Regions from separate parts of the Mus musculus genome. Here region 1 is linked to region 2. The links are chromatin contacts, found by Hi-C or POLR2A ChIA-PET in ENCODE. All regions are on one chromosome and are shown on one strand. Each heading gives the region's core, a stretch centred on a gene start or an enhancer-like site at or near the end of the contact. The rest is flanking DNA. Distances are from core to core; before and after follow the strand shown.

What was found. Hi-C counts contacts between places; a loop is a spot of excess contacts on that map. ChIA-PET counts read pairs that join two places held with the same protein, here RNA polymerase II (POLR2A).
Region 1: a loop to region 2 is called in a map of T-helper 17 cell, with 2.7 times the contacts of the local background. The contact joins the promoter of 5033426O07Rik here to the promoter of Foxc2 in region 2. A Hi-C loop is called at or near these places in 23 of 37 maps with a recorded cell type or tissue (CH12.LX, ES-E14, Patski and 10 more). POLR2A ChIA-PET finds 5 or more read pairs at or near these places in 1 of 5 experiments (Patski).

What each region holds. Positions count from the first base shown.
Region 1 is chr8:121,201,735-121,205,168 of GRCm38, forward strand. It overlaps 5033426O07Rik (a long non-coding RNA gene), which reads right to left and starts at 1,762. Exons shown (of 3, transcript XR_388120.3): 1 at 1,136-1,762.
Region 2 is chr8:121,114,788-121,118,266 of GRCm38, forward strand. It overlaps Foxc2 (forkhead box C2), which reads left to right and starts at 1,384. Exons shown (of 1, transcript NM_013519.2): 1 at 1,384-3,479. The coding sequence starts at 1,828. The coding sequence ends at 3,312.

The sequences.
Region 1 (3,434 bases), core at 512-3,011, 87 kb after region 2:
CTAAAACCAGTCAGAAATGACAAGAAAACTGCAGACGGCTCTCCCCAGAAACACAGAAATCAAAAACTCCAGGCAGAGCTTGAGACGGGAAACCCAACAGTAAACAAAAACGATGATGTCATGACCAGGAGCTCTGTCCAGGGAACTGGAGGGTTAGAAATCTCAGCCAGTGGTGGCACACACCTATAGTCCCTGTGTTTGGGGGTGGAGGCCACAGCGAGGCTCCTCCTCCAACGAACTGAGGTCTGGCAGTGTGGCTCAGTGGTAAGATGCTTGTCTGGCATGTTCAAGACCCTGACAAAGAAGGGGGCAAAGAAGGGGTGAGGACGGAAGCCGTGGAAGGAGGGAGAGAGGGGAGATCTGTTTCTGTAACCACTCACGTATGTGAATAATAATAATATTCACGTATGTGAATAATAATCGGGAAGAGGGCCTCGCCATCACCTCCCTACAGCAACGTAAACATCCTGATGTTGAAGAGACTCCCAGAGGTCAAGGAAGCTACAATTACAACACACCCAACTTCTGGGGAAAACCTTGAGATTTCCTCTGCTGGAGAACTCTACCAGATCTTTGACCAATTGTGCACAATGTTTCGTAAGAAACGCTCAAGGTGGGTCCACCTTTCAATGTGCTTCATGGAGCTAGAACTGTCAGAATGCCAGTTAGATATGCATAGAAAAAAAGACCCAGAAAACTATATTTCAATAAACATGGGTTGGTCTAACAATTCAAAATGACATCATCCCTCAAGGGTGTGTATTATGCTCCCTCCCCTCCGACTGCTGTCCTGTGACAACAGATGAAGCCCAGCGGAGTCAATGCCCTCAGCCAGAGCCAACCACCCTAGACTGTGCTGGAGAGACCACAGTGGGTCAGCTTCTGTTAACAGGCTTGCCTTAGCTGTGGCCATATGAGCGAGGTCTCAGAACTCTGCAGACAGACTCACACTGTCCACACACCAAAGCACCAGGCTCAAACTTGTTCTCTAAGGGAACCTTCCCTGAGCTCAGGGCAACCGACCCACCAAGTCACGAGTGGGCCCGAAGCCAGCCATGATTCAGTGTTCAGTTCCATGCACACGCTTTCTACCGTCGATGCCATCCCCCACGGGCAAGTTCTGTGCGACACTCACCTGGCTCTGAGAACATCATTCAGAGAAGTGCTCCTTTCAAACAGGGCAGAGAGAACACGCCACACAGCTGTGCGTGCGTGCATTTCTTCCAGCACGAACCCGCCCAGCCTGCAGCCCGTATGAGCTTTTTCCCTTTTCCCCTTTGATGCTGGGGACCTCAGTAGACCAGCAAGCCGCAGTCAGGATCAGGAATGTGCTCAGAGACCATTAGGGCAGACAACCCAGAGAAGTCTCAAGGAACTCAAAATGTATGAGCTGGAAAACACGCTATGAAAGGCCCTTTCAGGCCGTTCCTCTGGGAGTTTGCTTTTGGATTAAAAGGGGGTTTATTCAGGTCTTCACAAATAGCTGAGCCGGGCAACCCTTCCGTCATGATGGATTGCAGAGTGGAGACTGGCACGGTCTGACTGGGGATGCCAGGACGAATGGCACAAAACCAGGTGACACACCTTCAAAGGACGGAGGCTCAAAACATCCTCAGAAATGTGGCCAGGTCCTGTGACAGAGAAGGTGCGGGTGGAACACGCCGCCTTGGACTCCACTCTCCATTTCCTTACAGAGGGAAGAAAAATGACTGAAATGGCATTCTTCTGTTTTCTTCACTCCTAGCAAAATGAGTGCGGCTCCCACCCCTTCTCTCCCTGGTTCTACAGAGCTGATGCTCTGGCCATCAGTGTTCCCAGGGAAAGCGCTCAGTTGTCCCCTCTAGTCAGGGGCTGAGGGCAGGCCCAGGCCACGCTCCTGCTCAGAGGTCAGCCTCTTTCATGCGTGGGTCTAGTGGGTCTAGAGCAGATCCCCTGGCCTTCCAGCTAGGGCTCCTCCCCCACACTATTTCACGATGGGCAAGCTTTGATGGACAGAGGCCTCGGGTCTTGGTCAGTGAACCCCAGCTCCTCCTCTGCTGGCTTCGGATGAGACGACGGAGCTCTGTGGCCTGCCACTGGGCAATGTGCAGGTCCAGGTCCCCGCGCCAGCAGAACCTCTGAGGTGTCTGACCCCAGATGCACCTTGACTGTGGCCAGCTGGCCAGGCTGCCCTTTCGTTTTCCCTCCATTTTTAATCCTTTAATGGGTATGCGCCCACCCGGTCCTAGTACTCATTAACACATATTTAAATAATTATGGAAAAATCCGCACTTTATGCAGCCTCAAGCACTCTGACCCCCAGCTTTCTGCAGCTGGTCTTAGGGTGTTCCAAATATTTGGCACCTTTTAATCCCTGCACTGAAAGTGCCTCTCTCTGTGCTGTGGTCTCAGTGGCCTGCGCTGCACACCTGCCTCGACCCAGGCTCCCAAGCGCTCCAAACACTCTCTTGTTCTTTCTCTCTGCCTCCCACCCGCTTCCTGGCTAAACTTGAGAGCTGGGATGAATGCGCTATTGAGAAGCCCCTGGCTGGCTGCCCTGCGAGCTCAGGGCTCCTCTGGGTTGGTAGAGTTTTTCCAGCTTAGACCAAGGGTAGGTAGAGGGACCAGGAGGTCCCATCGGCCAACACAACTGAGCTGACTGACTGGAAGGTAGAGTGAGAGCATACACACACATACGTGTATACAAACAGGTGTGTGCACACATGCACAGACCTGTATATGTGCATGCTTAGACGAGTCTATAAAACACATGTATATATACTTACATGTGTACTGTACATGTATGTTGATACAGATATATATCTAGTACATGTACATGTATGTACATGCATGTACACACATGATCATGCATGTACATACGTGTACATAGATGTTCATGTATGCACATAATGCATGTTCATGCATGTACTTACATGTCCACATAGAAATACACAAATGCATAAGTAACTGTAGTGTGCATACATATATATACATATCCACACACATGCACATATCTGTACACATAAACACATATATAACGTGCATATATTTATATATGGTAGAAGCTGCATACTGCTCACAGATATCCACAGAGGGAGGGACAGTTTCTAGGCTGGGGCTATCTTCTAAGACCCAAGAGCTCATCCAGGGTAGAGCTTCCCCTGGAGAGAGGTGCCTGTGTTGCTAAGATGTCACTCCTGCAGAAACAGGAACGTTGAGAGGTGTGACCACAGTGGCCTCACCTGAAGCTGCCACAGCCTTAGTCACATCCCATGGGCATAACAGCTAACGGGGTCGTGCCCTTGCAACTGATGGTGAGGGACAGATATCCACTGATGCCACAGGGTCTGGATGGGTCACTGTCCCCACAGGTCCCCCAAAGAGAGGACTTGCAGCGCTCATAAACCCAGAAAGTTCCCTTCGCAAAGAGAGCCGGCTTCCCCACACCCCTCCCG
Region 2 (3,479 bases), core at 134-2,633:
TTCCAGAAGGTTCTGCGAGGCATAGAGCCATTCCGTAGGGACATCTCGGTGCTTCTGAGGAAGCGGACCGAGCAGGGATCCGATGACGACTGGAGATGTTGAAGGAATAAATACCAGTCCACAAATAAACAAACTGTCCCCGGGATTCCTAGAGGGAAGGAGCACGCTTGAAGGTCGGGGAACTCCGAGTCGCTGTGCGTCAAGGTTGGCATAAAATTAAAAAAAAAAAAAGTCCTTCAGTTACCAGGCCCTCTAAGGAGCCCCTGGTCCTCAGCTCACCTTATCAAAACTCAGTAAAACAAACAGCCTGAAATACAGTCAATTTACAGGATCCCAAAGATGCTGACCGCGGAGTGGGACCCACGCCGGGCCCCGGCAACAGCTAGGGAAGCGGGTCCGAGGCTACACAGTGCCGCGCTCCTTTGCGTTTCCAGTGACGAAGCCGGCGATGGAGTGCAGGCTTGGAGCTCCCCACGCCGAACGGGGACACCAGCTCCCGGGGGCTGGCTGCCTTGTCCTAACCTCCAGACAGCGCTTTCATAGGTGGGGAGAAGGGAGAGGCCGGGATGGATGGCAGGGAAAGCTAGCCCTCGTCTATGCGGGAGAGGAGACCAGGAAAGCAACAGTTGGGTTCACGCGCTTCCCTGAACCCCACGAAATTGTTTGGAGGACTCAGATGGATCACCTAAGTAGCAGCGAAGACGAAGGACCAATGGTTCCTTAGGTGTTACCTTCCCAGTTTGGCATTCCCACTAAGCCTTCCCTCCCAGCCCGACCCCGTCGTGAAGGGGAGAGGAACCGAATTCTCCAACCCGGCCTCCTTTGTGGGCTCTTCCTCAACCTGGAAGCGTCCTGTGAATTATCCATCACTGCATTCAACAGGCCCTACACGCTCAGTCCGTTTGCTCTGAACCCATTACAACTAGGCCCCGATAATTAAGAAATCTAATTATTCGCCTCTTCATCCATTAATAATAATAAAAAAAAAATCTCCAGGCTCTTTCCTACTTACAAGGTCTTGGGGGCAAATCTCTGCCCAACTTCATCAATTCGATGTTATATTTCAAACTAAACTTCTTTTTATTTTCCAAAGGAACAGGGTTTTTAATTTTTGCTCTGGACACGTGGTCTCGTTAAACAAAATGTGATAATAAAATAAAATTTTATAAGATGTAACTCATTTTTAAAAGTCCTCAAGTTAACTTGAGCTGGGGGGGGGGGAGATCTGGCTAAGAGCATCTGGGTCTTAGAGCCGACGGATTCAGGCGCTCCTCGTTTTGATTGGTGCCATCCTTCTCGCAGCTGCCAGATGATTGGTGCAAACTTCCTGGAGGGGGCGCGGCCTGAAGAAAGTAAAAACTCGCTTTGAGCCAGAAGACTTTTGAAACTTTTCCCAATCCCTAAAAGGGACTTTGCTTCTTTTTCCGGGCTCGGCCGCGCAGCCTCTCCGGACCCTAGCTCGCTGACGCTGCGGGCTGCAGTTCTCCTGGCGGGGCCCCGAGAGCCGCTGTCTCCTTTTCTAGCACTCGGAAGGGCTGGTGTCGCTCCACGGTCGCGCGTGGCGTCTGTGCCGCCAGCTCAGGGCTGCCACCCGCCAAGCCGAGAGTGCGCGGCCAGCGGGGCCGCCTGCCGTGCACCCTTCAGGATGCCGATCCGCCCGGTCGGCTGAACCCGAGCGCCGGCGTCTTCCGCGCGTGGACCGCGAGGCTGCCCCGAGTCGGGGCTGCCTGCATCGCTCCGTCCCTTCCTGCTCTCCTGCTCCGGGCCTCGCTCGCCGCGGGCCGCAGTCGGTGCGCGCAGGCGGCGACCGGGCGTCTGGGACGCAGCATGCAGGCGCGTTACTCGGTATCGGACCCCAACGCCCTGGGAGTGGTACCCTATTTGAGTGAGCAAAACTACTACCGGGCGGCCGGCAGCTACGGCGGCATGGCCAGCCCCATGGGCGTCTACTCCGGCCACCCGGAGCAGTACGGCGCCGGCATGGGCCGCTCCTACGCGCCCTACCACCACCAGCCCGCGGCGCCCAAGGACCTGGTGAAGCCGCCCTACAGCTATATAGCGCTCATCACCATGGCGATCCAGAACGCGCCAGAGAAGAAGATCACTCTGAACGGCATCTACCAGTTCATCATGGACCGTTTCCCCTTCTACCGCGAGAACAAGCAGGGCTGGCAGAACAGCATCCGCCACAACCTGTCACTCAATGAGTGCTTCGTGAAAGTGCCGCGCGACGACAAGAAGCCGGGCAAGGGCAGCTACTGGACGCTCGACCCGGACTCCTACAACATGTTCGAGAATGGCAGCTTCCTGCGGCGGCGGCGGCGCTTCAAGAAGAAGGATGTGCCCAAGGACAAGGAGGAGCGGGCCCACCTCAAGGAGCCGCCCTCGACCACGGCCAAGGGCGCTCCGACAGGGACCCCGGTAGCTGACGGGCCCAAGGAGGCCGAGAAGAAAGTCGTGGTTAAGAGCGAGGCGGCGTCCCCCGCGCTGCCGGTCATCACCAAGGTGGAGACGCTGAGCCCCGAGGGAGCGCTGCAGGCCAGTCCGCGCAGCGCATCCTCCACGCCCGCAGGTTCCCCAGACGGCTCGCTGCCGGAGCACCACGCCGCGGCGCCTAACGGGCTGCCCGGCTTCAGCGTGGAGACCATCATGACGCTGCGCACGTCGCCTCCGGGCGGCGATCTGAGCCCAGCGGCCGCGCGCGCCGGCCTGGTGGTGCCACCGCTGGCACTGCCATACGCCGCAGCGCCACCCGCCGCTTACACGCAGCCGTGCGCGCAGGGCCTGGAGGCTGCGGGCTCCGCGGGCTACCAGTGCAGTATGCGGGCTATGAGTCTGTACACCGGGGCCGAGCGGCCCGCGCACGTGTGCGTTCCGCCCGCGCTGGACGAGGCTCTGTCGGACCACCCGAGCGGCCCCGGCTCCCCGCTCGGCGCCCTCAACCTCGCAGCGGGTCAGGAGGGCGCGTTGGGGGCCTCGGGTCACCACCACCAGCATCACGGCCACCTCCACCCGCAGGCGCCACCGCCCGCCCCGCAGCCCCCTCCCGCGCCGCAGCCCGCCACCCAGGCCACCTCCTGGTATCTGAACCACGGCGGGGACCTGAGCCACCTCCCCGGCCACACGTTTGCAACCCAACAGCAAACTTTCCCCAACGTCCGGGAGATGTTCAACTCGCACCGGCTAGGACTGGACAACTCGTCCCTCGGGGAGTCCCAGGTGAGCAATGCGAGCTGTCAGCTGCCCTATCGAGCTACGCCGTCCCTCTACCGCCACGCAGCCCCCTACTCTTACGACTGCACCAAATACTGAGGCTGTCCAGTCCGCTCCAGCCCCAGGACCGCACCGGCTTCGCCTCCTCCATGGGAACCTTCTTCGACGGAGCCGCAGAAAGCGACGGAAAGCGCCCCTCTCTCAGAACCAGGAGCAGAGAGCTCCGTGCAACTCGCAGGTAACTTATCCGCAGCTCAGTTTGAGAT